2 separate regions of the Homo sapiens genome follow, and region 1 is linked to region 2. The links are chromatin loops, found by intact Hi-C in ENCODE. Cell type or tissue: Caco-2. All regions are shown on one strand. Links, peaks and the distances in the headings refer to the core of each region. The heading gives the core; the rest is flanking DNA.

Region 1 (7,900 bases), core at 2,152-6,151, 82 kb after region 2:
GAGGAGCCTGGCCTCTTCAGCTCGTGTGTGGTGGCCTGATATTCAATCTGTGAGATGGGAGCCTGTTGGGAGGACCCCCTCTTTTTTGCTGAGAGGTTTCTTTTAATGAATTCCACTCTCCTCACCTTTCAATGTGTCCGCATGCCTAATTTTTCCTGGTCATGAGACAAGAACCTGGATTTTAGCTGAGCTAAGGAGCAAAAAATTCTGCATCACCACCACACGCTCCTAAGGCACCCGAGGATGCACCAAGGTGAAGGTGGTGTTTAACTGGCCCTGGCCCAGAAGGAGGCCAAGAAGGACGGGCCTCAGAGTGTCAGAGAAGTGCTCATCACCCATGGCCCTTGCCCAGCACCCCAGATGAAATGGTATCAACTGGCCAAAGAGGAGCCTGCTGTTCGTGTTGTTAAATAGCATTTTGGTGTCATCTTTGGAGGGGCATCCCCGTACAAATATTTTGCACTTCAACAAGATGACATATACTACTGTGGAATAAAGTAGATCAGATATAATGTCATCTTGAGTGAGCCTTCTGAAGACGCCCTAGCTGCTTGCCACCAGTCAATTGAGAAAAATATTACCATCTATTAAGAACTTGGAGGACGATGAGGTTGAATTCATCACTGCAAATTTGCAGACAGAGTCTGCAGACAGACAGTGATCCTGCCAGCAATGTTCATGACCTTAACAAGAAGCTCACAGCCTGTTTGTATCTTAGCCTGGACAAGTGCTGGGTGGTCCCTCTGAAGACTTCAATTGTTATGCTGCCCAAATACTGACTGGAGTTGCTTATTAACATCAAGGCTGTTCTGTCCCAATCCTATCTGATTCATGGACACATGGCTATCACTGATGGCACTGAAAACACCAAGCCCTGGAGTTTCTTTATATATCACTGTGCTGTGATAAAGGAAACTGAAAGCTGTCAGAATCAAAAGAGAGTCACAAATGTGAAGAAAACTCTGACAAATCGGGCCTGGGAAAGCCATGAAGAGAGGCTTCTTGGGCTTGTATGTCTGATAACAAAAACTACCACTAAAGACTGCAAAAACTGCAACCTTGTACGAAGGCCATGGCAACCTTATACAAAAATACTCCTACAAGGACATCTGCCTCAAACAACCTGTCTAACCTTGGACTGACATCACTCTTGTTACTCATCTCTGTAGCCAGGGAAAACTACTAAATATGTCAAAATAATTGTGTAATCCTCTTCATTTTTTCCTTTACCTCCCTGAATAAGCAAGCCATTCACCATGGCATGCATATTCCCAGTGCAACGCTCTATTTCCAAATAAACATCTTTTGAGAGCCTCTCTCTCTTATTTAGCCTGACAAAACTTACAAACACAGAGAATCCATTAAGGAGAAACCATGTAGAAATGAGAAGTCGGCCACTATAATTAAGACTTGGTTTTTTGAAAACAAGTTTGCTGTGGAAACTTTGATTTGTTCTTAATAGTCAAGAAAAACATTATGAGGAAAGATTTAATACCACAGCATAGCACAACTATTTGTATTTTCAGCAGTGATTTTTTTAAAAAAAATTATCTTCTTTCATGTAAATAACATGGGGCTTTACTTTCTTTTCATCTCATAAATCAATGAAAACCATTATCTTTAAGAAAAAAAAAAGACTGAAAGGAATGAAAAGGGTGAGCAGTGGGGTGAGGATAGATATTTTCTTATTTATGCCTCCCTGTTCCTTCCCCATTCCCGGGCAATGCATATCATTTTCATCTCTAGCTAGACACGTGCAGGTGGCAGAGCTCCTCACCGACCCCATTTCTCAGGTGGGTGAGTGAAGGGCAGCCATGCCACATGCCCCACCCCACCTCCAGCCCTACTGCTCCACCCAGGGCAGGTACTACTTACACTGACTTCCTTCCCCAAGCTGACAGAAGTCAGGACACGCTTCATTCCTTCCCCGCTTCCAATCTGCCAGATGGATGCCTCTGCAGCCTGGTTCTTCAAGGGCCAGTCTCTTGCTTGCAGCTCATACCAAACAGTCCTGCAGAGACCCAGCCATGTCTGTGAGCTCCTGGGCCGCTGTGCCCAGCTCAAGCCCAGGGGCCCTTGAGCCATAGCCCAGCCAGAGGATCAGGACCCTTCTCCAGCCTTCCTCACCCACTTGGCTTCAGGGGATGCTACAGTGGGCTCCTGGAGGCTCCTCCCAGCCCTAGAGGACCTGGGCCCTGTGCTCTCGTTGGGTGGGAAGTCTGAGACAGCGCAGGTTTGACCGGAGCCTTGGTGGTCATTCTGACCTCAGCACAAATCCAGCTCTGCCACCTTCTAGCTGCAAGATCCCAGTAAAACTGCTTCACCTCAGTGGGGCTAATGTCTCTTGTCACAGGGTTGTTTGAGGAGTACTAAATTGCCAAGCCCAGCACCTGGCACACATGGGTGCTCAGGAAAGGATACAGTTAAAGGTCAGGGAGGAAGGATGGCGCCAAGGCCACCCCACTGGGAAGGATACCCAGATACAGCACAGGTGACCGGGGTGGTGAGCCTTCCTTGGCCTCTCTACGTCCCCTTGGCTTTCTTCACTTGGGATGGGACTTTCTCCATCAGACCCACACTGTCCAATGTGGGAGCCTCTTGCCACAGGGGGGCTACTGAGTGACTGAAATGTGCACAGTTGAATGGAGGGGTGCTCTAGGCAGAAAACACACCAGATTTTAAAGACTTAGTAGGAAAAAAGAATATAAAATATCTTATTAATTTGTATATTGATTACATGTTGAAATAATATTTTGGATATATTGAGTTAAATAAAATATATCGTTTTATAATATATAAAACATAAACAGGGGAAACTAATTTCATCCATTTCTTTTTTAATGTGGCTATTAGAAAACTTTAACTTCTATATCGGGCTCACATTATATTGCTACTGGTCAGCACCCAGGTCTTTGTGGGGTAGCAGAGCCGGCAGGATATCCAGCTCCCCCAGACTGGGAGGAGCAGTTCTTGGTCAGCTCTGGTGAGCATCCTCCCAGATCAGCTGGGTGGGGCTGACAGCCAGTGTTAAGCACTGCACACAATTACCTGATTTAGTCCTCATGAAATGACCTTGTTGGGAGGAGCTATTCCAGGTCAAGGATATAGTCATGCACTCAACAAGCGGCAGAGCCAGGACTCAAGACCATGCACTCAACAAGCGGCAGAGCCAGGACTCAAGGTTGATTTTTTACTCCAGAGCCTGGGTTTTCAACACCTAAAAGCATGCCTCCCTCTGCCCCCAATGGCCACCAGGGCCCTCTGTTTTGGCCACACTTGGCCTCAGGGCACCAGGGGCCTACTCACCCAAATGCATAGACATCAGCAGCTTTGGAGAATGGCAGCTGATCCTCGTCCTTCCCGGGGGTCATCTCGCGTACAATCTCAGGGGCCAGATAGCACAGCCAGTCGTGGGACAGCTTTAGCTGGTTCTCACGCCTGGAGACCAGGAAGCCGGGACAAGGACACAGGCCTTTCAGCAGGCAGCAAAGAGGCCTGCCTGGCACAGGTCTGCCCCAGGGCCGGCAGAACACCCACACACAGCTTAGAAAACACACCCAGACCCAGAACACTGACCCTGCACTTGGGAAAGGCACCGGTGCTTTTGAGGAATTCTACAAAGGAGTCATGACCGGTTGTTTCTAGAAAAGCAGGGCAAGAATGGATAAATATTGACAGGGAGCTGCTGGTGAAGGTGCCCAGCTCCCTCTGCTGGAGAATGAGGCGCCTCTCTAACCAGGAACCCTGATCTGCCTGTGGATCTCAAACTTGGCTGGGGCTGGCCTTGCAGCCTTGCTGCCATGCTCCCTTTTGGGTTCCCCTAGATGTGAGGGGAGGGGCCTTTCTCCCTATGCCAATCCCTTCAAGATTTGGGGAAATAAAATTTGACACTCTTCCTCATCGTGGGGAAATGACCTGGTTCCTTGGCCAAGCGGGTGAACAGCCAGGGCAAATGTGAGTGTGGGGACCTGGTTTCCGTGGAAGTCGGCCTGAGAATCCAAACGCGACCCAAATCTGATTCTGAACCAGAACTACGAGGGCAGGACCAAAGCGACCTGGGCTTCCCTGCAGGGAGGGCTGCAGCTCAGCAACAAACAGTGAAAGTGCCCAGACCTCAGCCCTGCTCTTCCCCATCCAGCACCCACAACCCACCCAGACACTCAAGACCAACTCACCGTCCCTCTCGGACCACGCCTGAGATCCCAAACAGCCCGAAGTCTGTGATGACCACCTTGCCGTTGTCATAGAAGACGTTCTTAGATTTGAGATCTTTGTGTACGATGCCCTTGGCATGAAGATATCCCATGCCCTGGAGGACACATCAGGAGGAGTGAAGATGTGCAACGATGACGGAGGTGCCACCCTGGGCTGGATGATTTACCTAAATCCCCATATTTGATCTTCACAATTCCATGCAGTATATTGTCCCCATTTTACAGAAGAAGAAATCGAGGTTCAGAGAGGGAAAGTCACTTGCTCCAAGCCACACAGCAGTGAAGAAGCAGAGCTGAGATCTGATCCCAGACCGGTCTATGCTCTTTTAATGTTACCATGCTTCTAAACAACCATGTTAACCTTGGCTAAGGTAGGAGGTGTGAACAGGGTGATGGGCAGGGAGCCGGGGGGTCAGGGACAGTGAGATTTATCAGTGTACAGTCATAAAGGGCCTAAATGAGCTGGGGTTTTCTGTCAGGATATGCACAGCTGGTCTGTGCTCTCAGGCAGGACAAGGGCTCAAGGTGGGGGAACAGAGAGGCATTCCCACAGCGGGGTCCCCAACTTTGAGTGCTCCTAATGTCTGAGCTGTAGTAGAAGGAGCCCTGGACTAAGAAATCTGGGGTTTGAACTCCATCTCAGCTCAGATTCTCACTCACTCTGTGGCCTTGGACACAGTGCTCAACTTCTCTGAAGACTGGTTTCCTCACCTATCAAGCGAAGAGGTGGCAGTGGGTGATTTCTAACCAATGCTCTATTTGAACTAACACTGATGAGTCAGGTGCATGGAGCGTGGGTGACCTGACATAGGCATGATCTCATCCAAGGTCAAGCTGTCTTCAAACACCAGACCCAGGGCTCCTGTGTACCCCACAGCATGGATTATCGCGTTTTTAACCTCACACCAATCCAGAGAGGGAGGATATATGAAGATCCCCATTTTACAGGGGAGAAAACTGAGGCTTAGAGAGGCTAAACCTACCCAAGGTCACACAAAGGGTGTGACCAGGATTGAAACTGGCCTCTAAAGCCTGCCAAGTTCCTTCCCAACCAAGTCAATTCCATCAAGCCTAATCATGTGGACAATCAGCTCCCAGCTCTGAATGAATGAGACAGAGACAGGGAGGAAGAGATGGGGTCCCACCCTTGAGGAGCCTGAGCTAGAAGGAGAGGCAAAGCTGCCCAAACCACCCTAACAGGGAGTAACAGGGCGAGAGGAACAGCCGAGAGCCCTGGAACCGGCCAGAAACCCACCCCCAGCAGCTGGGCACCCCCTCACCTTGATGATCTCCTGAGCGATTTGCCTCGTCTTGTTGATGTCCAGAGACGTCTTGGGGTCCCTCACAAACGAGTGCAACGTCCGCCCCTTGCAGAAGCTGTCGAGGGTGGTGGGGGTCAAGCACAAGTCTGGGGCTGGTGCGGCCTGACCCCAACCCTGGTGGAGCCCATGGGGAGAACTGTGCCCGTCTGCCTGCAAGGACTCTCTCCAGCCCCTCGACTGTGAGCCAAATCTTCTTTAACCCAGCCCAGTCCTGCTGGGGCCTGGCCTGAACGTGCAGAAACACATGACACCACACACGTACACGCACACAAACCCCCATTCCCTGAGAGCCAGTGCCTGCCCATCCTACAACAGGAAACAGTGCATCAAAGCTCTCAGGAACTCAGAGTAGCCATGCTTGGTGGGTTCAAGGCAGGACCACTCTGATGGGGAAGAACTTGGCTAATTTAAGGGCATCAACAGGCAACATCAAGGCTCTGGGGCTCACTGTCAAGAATCTCATTATAGTTTTCATTTTTTCTTGATCACAGGGTTTTTATTACAATAAAGGAGTGTGCAAGGAGGGAAAGGGGGTGGGGTAGATGTTAGGGGCGTCAAGGTGACTACTGGAAAAGGAGCTTCAGTTCTGGGGTCGCCACCTGCATCAACTCCTAAAACCCCGGGTGAGGAGGGACCCAGAGAGAATGTGGGTCCAAGGGAGCTATCTTAGGAAGGGACTATGTTTTTAGGAAAATATTCTTGGAGTCTCAGAGCCTTTGAAAACCAGGCAAGGGGTAGAGAATATTGGTTGGTGATTTCCTTATCTGTGTCCCACTTTTCTTCAGCGTATTCTAAACAAAGTAAGATTTTTTTGTTAATGAATATTTTCCTGTTTCAGGCAGGCCACAGTGGCTCACGCCTGTAATCTCAGCACTTTGGGAGGCTGAGGTGGGCGGATCACCTCAGGTCAAGAGTTTGAGACCAGCCTGGCCAACACGGTGAAACCTCATCTTTACTGAAAATATAAAAATTAGCGAGGCGTGGTGGCACACGGCTGTAATCCCAGCTACTTGGGAGGCTGAGGCACGAAAATTGCTTGAGCCTGGGAGGCAGAGGTTGCAGTGAGCCAAGAACACGCCACTGCACTCCAGCCTGGGTGACAGAGCGAGACCCTGTCTAGTTTATCATTAATTAATTACCTGTTTTGTTTTTCATTAACTACTTTTTTTTTTTTTTTGAGATGGAGTCTTGTTCTGTAAATAAATTACGGGACCACCAGTGATCAGCTCTTGATTATACAACTCTTCCCAACTCTACTCCACTCCAGGAGATAACATTGGTAGTCTGAAATTGACCATGGTGAGAGTATTTACACCACAGGAAGTGATGGATGTTATAAATTAGGGCTTCCCTCCATACTGCCCCAAAACTGGTTGTTACACATTTACCAGCACACCACTGGGTTCAGCCTACGTGATGGGGATACTGTGCAGGTGTTAGAAGAGAGTAGACCTCAGACCCACAATCGGGTGCAGGAGGCAAGGTGTGAGCCAGCATGATCTCTCCTTTGTATTTTTACAAAAAGGAATAAACAGTTTAAAAACGTGAGTATATGCAAATGTCTTCCTTTTAACAGAAGGAATGTTAACTGTTTATAGTGTCTCTGACTTTGGGGAGAAGCGCTCAGTTGCAGTGGGAGAAGACTGGCTTTCACTCTGTACCTTTTATGGACATTTGATCTTCTGTAAACTTAGAAAGGTCTCACTCTGTCACCCAGGCTGGAGTGCAGTGGCATGATCTTGGCTCGCTGCAGCCTTGACCTCCTGGGCTCAAGCGATCCTCCTGCCTCAGCCTCCCAAGTAGCTGAGACCACAGGCACAGGCACCTGCCACCAGGCCCAGCTAATTTTTTTGTAGAGACAGCGTCTCAGTATGTTGCCCAGGCTGGTCTCAAGCTCCTGGGCTCAAGCAATCCTTCCACCTTGGCCTCCCAAAGTGTTGGGATTACAGACATGGGCCACTGCACCAGCCCATATTTATTTATTTTTTAGTGTCAATGCGGTTATGTGATTAGGAAGTTATACCCCATTTTTGGTTTTCTTCTTTATGCCTCTATTAGAACTTCCACACCCTCTAGGGCATCCACACAAACAGGGCTCCCTGGGAAGGGGGAGGCTGAGCTGGCCATCCAGCATGAGGTCCTAGGGCTTGGTTACCTGGTGATAATGGCCAGGTGGGGCGGGTTCATGCAGGCCCCCATGAAGAGCACCACGTTCTCATGCCGCGTCTGCCGGTAGTTCATCACCTCTTTCTTGAAGAGCTTCAGGTGGTCCTGGTTGTGGCCGTCCATCTCCAGCAGGCGAATGGCCACCTCGCCATGCCAGCGGCCGCGGTGCACCCGGCCCCAGCGGCCCTGCCCGATGGG
Region 2 (7,900 bases), core at 1,421-5,420:
GGGGTGATTGGGCCTTGGCATGTGCCATCCTAATGACATACCAATCCCGTGACTCCCTACAGTTACCACAATTTTCTGAATCTGATGACCCTCCACCTCTTCCTCAACCTTCCTCTCCTACACAGCCTTTGTTAACTGATCAGCCTCTCCCTTCGCCTACTCTTCCCCCAATTAATGATGCTGACAATTCAATATCTAACTCCAGTGACTTTGGCTTAATGTCACCCCTTGATGACCTTATTTCTTTTCACAAAGAGCTGGTACTTGTAGCTCCCATGGCCCCAACTCAGACAGCCCGGGACCATATATATGCAAATTCTTCTCTCTTCAAACCTCTGGAGTCAGCTAATGGCTCTGGGACCAAACTACAATTTACCTATAATTATTCAGGCCCTCCCCCATCCACTGCAGCCCATCACCCTCTGGTCATTTCAGTTCCTCAACCAGTCACTTTGCCATCCACTCAGCCTGCTTCTCTGTACCCTTCTTCACACAGGGATGCCAGTAATCACCAGTATACTTCTGCTCCTTCTGCTCCCCCAATGCCCATTTCTCATGCTCTCATTCTGGTCTGACCCCCTCACCCTCAGTTTCCCTAATCTACACATGCTTTTCCTGTCACATCTATGCCAACTCTGTCTCAGATGCCTACTCTTAAAACTTCAGTGCAATGTTTATTATGCCAAAATAAACAAACAAATGGATTAGATGCGTGGGCTTATCCAGTCATGCTAGAACCTCCCAACTTCCAAGGGGTACAAATGTGTCATTATGTACCTCTCAATCTTACCTTTTTAAAAGAATTTAGGGATGCTTGTACTCAGTATGGCCCTACTTCTCCTTATGTTAAAATGGTATTACTAACTTTTTGTACTGAGGTCATTTTTCTTCCTTTAGACTGGGACCTTTTGGAAAAAGCTGTTTTAACCCCATCTCAGCATTTACAATTTCATACCTGGTGGTCAGAGGAGGCCCGTTTGCAGGCCCAGCTAAATTGGACTATTAGCTTTCTAATTACTCAGGCTCAGCTCACAGGCTCTGATAGTTTCTCTGATACTTATGCCCAATTAAACTTTGATGCTCTTACCACAGAACAAGCAACAAAGGTGTGTATGAGAGCTTGGGATAAATTATGTGCCCCAGGCCAAGCTCCTGTTTATTTTACTACGGTTAAACAAGGTCACACTGAATTATACCCTGATTTTTTAGCTAAATTATAAGATGCTGTTGAAAAACCTGTCTCTGATGAGCATGCTGTAGGTATTCTCCTTCCTATGTTAGCTTTTGAAAATGTGAGCCATGAGTGTAAAATGGCCATGTGTTCCATCCAATGACAAAATTTACCTGATCACGAGGTGTTGCCTGCATATATTAAAGCTTGTGAAGGCATTGGATCAGACACCCACAAAGGTATTCTGTGGCCACAGGCCATGAAGGACACCAATCAAACTGGCCCCACTAATTCTTTTCTTGGAGCCTGCTATAATTGCAGTCAACTTGGTCATATTCAGAAAAATTGCACTGTTAAAAACTTAAAAGTGACCAAGCTGGCTCAACAAACATGGCCAAATGCTGCTGCTACTGTTTGCCCACATTGTCGCAAAGGTAAACATTGGGCAAGTACTTGCCACTCTAAGAATGATATAGATGGAAACTCCCTGCCACAAAACCAGGGAAACAGGAAGCAGGGCAAGTCCCAGGCCCCAATATCAAATGGGATGCTTCAGACTCAGACCAATCTTGTGTTTCTGCTTCAGGTGGTCCCAATGCAGCCCCCAGAACAAACAAATTTACCTACAGCCAACCCATATGGGTCCCAGCCTCTCCTTCTGTCTCAGTACAATGCTTGTCCATCTCCACAGTAAGGCATGGGGCAGTCAATCTCTGTAGTACTATTCCTCTAAATTTACTACCTAACTCTTTGCCTTTAATTGTCCCCATGGGGTCACTGGCCATTTACCTCAACGTTCGGTGGGCCTGGTGTTAGGTAGAGCATCTACCTCTGCTAAAGGAATCACCATTCATACTGATCTCATTAACTTTGATTCCATTGATGATATTAAACTAATCATGTCTGCCAAGGTTCCTGTTTTCATTCCATCCGGTGAATCAATTGCTCAATTGCTTTTACTACCTAATATTGTTTTAAGCAAAGGAGATAAGACATGTGGCCATGGGACGGGCTCTGGCAGTGAAAAGACTGCTTATTGGATTAATGTAATTTCTAAACAATGGCCCACGTGCACATTCAAGGAAAAAAGTTTGAGGGCCTAGTAGATACTGGGGCTGATGTTTCTATTATTTCCTCTAATTTATGGCCTTCTTCCTGGCTTAAACATCCCAGTAACATGGGACTAGTAGGTGTTGGAAAAGCTGATGAAGTTTACAAGAGCACATTTATCTTGCCTTGCACTGGCCCTGATGGTGAAAAGGGTACAATTCAGCCTTATATCATGCCAATCCCCATTAATCTTTGGGGTAGAGATTTACTGGCACAATGGGAGACTGAAATTAATATTACACATAACTCTTATAGTGCTCCCAGTCAGCATATGATAGAAAACATGGGGTTTGTTCCTGGACTCAGTCCAAAACATGAAGGGATTACTAAATCCTTCCCAATTACTGTAAAAGAAGACAGGGTTGCTTTAAGTTATCCTTTTTAATGGCAGCCACTGCCATGCCTCCTGATTCTATCCCTTTACAATGGACAGTTTCTGAACAGTTACAACTTGGGAATGTGGAATTTTCTCTTTCCCCCTGGAATTCTCCTGTGTCTCTAGTAAAAAAGAAATCAGGCAAGTGGCAGATGGTGATGAATTTAAGGGCCATTAATGCTGTAATTAAACCTATGGGAGCCTTCCAACCCAGCATGCCTACCCCTGCTTTAATACCTAAAAATTGGTCTCTCATAGTTATTGATCTTAAAGATTTTTTTATATTGCTTTACATAAATTGGATTGTGAAAAATTTGCTTTTACTGTACCATCTATCAATAATCAAGAGCATATGGCTCATTATCAATGGAAAGTACTTCCTCAGGGAATGCTGAATAGCCCTACAATCTTCCAGCTTTATGTTGGACAAGTGCTTTCACCAGTTCAAGCCCAATTTCCCCAGGCCTATATTCTTCATTATATTGATGGTATTTTAATTGCTGCCCTCACTGATAAAGAATTAATTGACTGTTATCAAATTTTGAGCTGCTGTGTTACAGAGGCTGGATTACACATCACTCAGGATAAAATTCAACAGACCACTCCAGTTCAATATTTAGGAATGGTGGTCGATAATCAACACGTTCAACCTCAAAAAGTTCAGATTAGGAGAGATTCTTTGAAAACTTTAATGACTTCCAAAAACTCTTGGGTAACATTAATTATTTAAGACCTACTTTAGGCATTCCAACCTATGCACTGTCTAACTTGTTTTCTATGCTATTGGGAGATTCCAATCTCTGCAGTCCCAGGACTTTGATCCCTGAGGCTTCACTAGAACTGGAATTCATAGAAGAAGGAATCCAGACAGCCCAGTTATCTAGAGTACAGCCATCTCAGCCTTTTCAGCTTCTCTTTTTCACTTCATTGCACTCCCCTACTGGACTAATAGTTCAACATAATGATTTAGTAGAGTGGTGTTTTCCTCCTCATTCTGTGTTGAAAACTTTGTCTGTTTATTTGGACCAAACAGCCACTCTAATTGGACAGGCACAGTGCAGAATACTTAAAATTTCCGGGTTTGATCTGAATTTAATTGTAGTTCCTTTAAATCGGCTCAAAGTTCAAGCCGCCTTTCAACATTCTGTACTGTGGCAAATTCACTTGGCTGATTTTATTGGTGTTATTGACAATCATTATCCAAAAAACAAATTGTTTGATTTCATAAAAATGACGTCTTGGGTGGTCCCTCGATTAACCAAAGATCAGCCCATTCCTGAGGCCGTTACAGTGTTCACTGATGGCTCCAGTAATGGAAATGCTGGTTATGTACGTCCTACAGACAAGCTTATTTCTACCTCTTATACCTCTGCTCAAAAGGCAGAGTTAATTGCTGTCATTACTGCCTTACAGGATTTCCCCAAACCTTTAAATATTGTCTCTGATTCTGCTTAGGTTGTACATGCCACTAAAAATATAGAAACTGCTACCATCAAATATATTGATAATTCTGAACTGGCTTCTTTATTTTCAAGGCTACAACAGGAAGTTTGCCAACATAAACAGTAAACACCCTTTCTATATTACACATATTAGATTTCATACCACTTTACCATGACCCATGTCTGCTGGTAACCATAAAGTTGACTGTTTGGTCTTTTTTGCAACCCAAGAAGCTCAGGAGTTCCATAATCTCTCTTATGTCAATGCTGCTGTATTAAAAGATGAATTTGCTGTCACCTGGAAGGAGGCTAAGCTTATTGTTCACAGCTGCCCTCAGGGTCAGGTCTTTATACTTCCAAATCAGGAACCTGGTGTTAATTCCAGAGGCCTAACTCCTAATGATTTATGGCAAATAGATGTGGCTCATGTTAGCTCCTTTGGGAGACTTTCATGTGTGCATGCTTCTGTAGATACTTTCTCAGATTTTATCTGGGCTACTTGCCAAACAGGGGAAGGCATGGCCCATGTTAAAAAACATTTGTATTCTTGCTTTGCAGTTATGGGGCTTCCATATCAAATAAAGACAGACACCACCCCTGGATATGTTAGTAAGGCTTTTGATTTATTTATGCAACAATGGGGAATTTCCCATACTACCAGAATCCCTTACAATCCTCAGGGACAGGCTGTGGTGCAATGGGTCAATTGCACCTTAAAAACTCAATTGCCCAAACAGTCTGAACAACAAAAACATAATTTAACTACCCCCCATTCCCAATTATATTTGGCATTGTTTACTTTAACTTTTGTAAATGTCCCTAAAGATAATAATCTAACTGCAGCCAAACACCATTATACAGGCAAAAAATTCTCCCTAAACGAAGGCAAGCCAGTGTTATGGAAAAACTCCCAAACCAATACCTGGGAACCTGGCACAATTATAATGTGGGGGAGAGGATATGCTTGTGTTTCACCAGGAGATCATCAATCTCCTGTCTGGGTGCCCACTAGGAGACTCAAGCTTCGTGTGAATACTAACAATGAAAACCACAGGGAAAAGACGTCCATGTCACAGACCACCCTGAGATGTGGTGAGATCTGTGCCAACTCCTCAGAAGCTGGCACACCAAATCAAAATGGGCCTGGTTCAATACTCCCTGATGGCAACGGAGACCCATCTAACTAATCCCACTTCTCCTAAATACCTTTCTTTTTCTCCTTACAAACCTAAAAATCTCACCATTTCTATTACCTGGAAATAACATCCCTCTGTTCTTCTCTTCCTCCTTCAGCACTGAATCTCACTTACAACAGGTTTTATTTAATGATTGTCCTCCTTATACTTTCTGTCTCACCAGTTTCCTCTCACACTGATTTACCTGCTACACAAAATTATTCTTGCTGGGCTTATGTGCCTTTTCCTCCACTCATTTGACCTCTCACCTGGATGGATGCTTCTGCAGAAATCTACACTAATGATAGTTTGTGGATGCCTGGAGCCACAGATAAGCATTGCCCTGCTCAACCAGAAGAAGAAGGCACTGCATTTAATGTTACTATGGGTTATAGATACCCCCTCTTTGTGCCTCAGACATGCATCTGGTTGTATCCATCTAGAAACCCAAGTCTGGGCTGCTTATCTTCCAGAGAGATCAGCTACAGAGAAACCAGGACATTTTGTCTCCAGCCTCTCCCTTTCTCCTTTAAAACAAATGAAAGGGGGAGTAATGGGAGATACCCCATACTTTCAATATAAACCTGCAGGAAAACCATGCCCTAAAAATTTTGAGGGCCCATCTAAAACTTTAATTTGGGAAGATTGTGTTAACCCACATGCAGTAATATTAAAAAATGGCTCATATGGTTTAGTAATAGACTGGGCACCAAAGGTCTATTTAAAAAACAATTGCTCCTCTCCAGAAGGGAATGCCTGGAGGCTACTTATTTTATTTCTTATCGGGAGAATGAGAATCATCATTCTACTTTGCATAGGAGGTTCAGCTCATTCTTTCCCTTAAAATGGGAAGATAAAGGCATTACCCCCCCCCCCCCCGAGGCCTCATATGATATTCCCCATTCTAAGCCAAGAACACCCAGAACTTTGGAAATTGGCTCTTACCATGTCTGGACCGTGAGTATGGGAAGGGGAAACTTTTCTGTCTATTGTCCCCACTACCATCCCTCTCCCTCAGTATCAACATAGATCCAGACATTTTGCTTTGCTTACCTCCAACCTGACTGTTCCCATACAGAGTTGTGTTAAGCCTCCTTACATGCTGTTAGTGGGAAAATCAAAATTTGGACTAACAATCAAACTGTCCAATGCATTGATTGTCATTTATACACTTGTATTAACTCCCATTTTGACTCCAGGAAAAGTGTAATGTTGGTTTGAGCTCAAGAAGGAATCTGGATTCCGTTAACTTTGCCCAGACCTTGGGAATCCTCCCCCTCGATACATTTAATTAATGAAGTGTTACAGTGAATAACAAAAAGATCTAAGATATTTGTTTTCACTTTAATCACTGTGATCATGGGCCTAATTATGGTCACTGCAATGGCCACCACTGCTGGAATGGTGTTATATCAGTCTATTCAAATGGCTCATTTTGTTAATGATTGGCAAGCCAATTCCACCCAAATGTGGAATTCTCAGCAAAGTATTGATCAAAAATTGGCTAATCAAATTAATGATTTAAGACAGTCTGTTATTTGGCTTGGAGATTGGGTAGTGAGTCTCGAACATTGCATGCAAATGCAGTGTGATTGGAGCACTTCTGATTTCTGGATTACACCATATTCCTACAGTGAGACTGATCATTCATGGAAAATGGTCAAAGGACACCTTCTGGGTAGGGAAGACAATTTACCATTGGACATAACTAAATTAAAGAAACAAATTTTTGAAGCCTCTCAAGCTCATTTATCCATTGTGCCTGGAGCTGAGGCATTAGATCAGGTGGCAGAAAACCTTTCTGGACTAAACCCCATGACTTGGATTAAGTCAATTGGGGACTCCAGTGTAGTAAATTTTGGAATTATGATTCTCCATTTAATCAGCTTGTCTTTAGTGTGTCAGACCAGTAAAAGAATCCTGTGTCAAAATTGAGAGAATGAACAAGCCTTCATTGCCATGGCACATTTATATGAAAGGAAAGGGAGAGGTGTTGCAGGAAGTCAGGGACCCCAAATGGAGGGACCGGCTGAAGCCACCACAGAAGAACATAAATTGTGAAGATTTCATGGACATTTATTAGTTCCCCAAATTAATACTTTTATAATTTCTTATGCCTGTCTTTACTGCAATCTCTGAACATAAATTGTGAAGATTTCATGGACATTTATCACTTCCCCAATCAATACTCCTAAAATTTCCAATGCCTGTCTTTACTTTAGTCTCTTAATCCCATCATCTTCATAAGCTGAGGATGTATGTCACCTCAACACCCTGTGATGATTGCATTATCTGTACAAATTGTTTGTAAGACATATGTGTTTGAACAATATGAAATCTGGGCATCCTAAAAGAACGGGATAACAGTGATTTTCAGGGAACAAGAGCGATAACCATAAGGTCTGACTGCCTGTGGAGCTGGGCAGAACAGAGTCATATTTCTTTCTCTGGGCTTCTGTTTCCTTGCCTATAAAATAGGCAAATGAGACTTCTAATAATAAAATAGGACTAATAATTATAATAAAAATAGGACTAATAATTCTAATAATAAAATAGGACTTTCTAATAAAAAAAAAAAGGAAGATGAGAAAAAAAAGTGAATAGGAGAAATATCACCAAATTCTTT

What was found. Hi-C counts contacts between places; a loop is a spot of excess contacts. Peaks named below come from ENCODE experiments on the same cell type or tissue, not always from the same donor. Only the 100,000 strongest peaks of a DNase experiment are listed, where the experiment ranks them.
Region 1: it touches region 2 in a loop (4-fold over the local background); 1 of 110 quality-filtered maps calls a loop at or near these places.

What each region holds. Positions count from the first base shown.
Region 1 is chr17:27,605,605-27,613,504 of GRCh38, reverse strand. It overlaps KSR1 (kinase suppressor of ras 1), which reads right to left. Exons shown (of 21, transcript NM_001394583.1): 14 at 7,692-7,900; 15 at 5,495-5,591; 16 at 4,176-4,309; 17 at 3,307-3,438; 18 at 1,876-2,011. It also overlaps the pseudogene ITM2BP1. Among named protein-coding and RNA genes, the nearest start is that of LGALS9, 22 kb to the left of the region's middle. In Caco-2, for the core only: a CTCF peak has its summit at 3,731 (motif pointing left); a DNase peak (open chromatin) is centred at 3,714.
Region 2 is chr17:27,686,673-27,694,572 of GRCh38, reverse strand. No RefSeq gene overlaps it. Among named protein-coding and RNA genes, the nearest start is that of LGALS9, 59 kb to the right of the region's middle. In Caco-2, for the core only: no CTCF peak of the experiment used is centred there; a DNase peak (open chromatin) is centred at 3,502.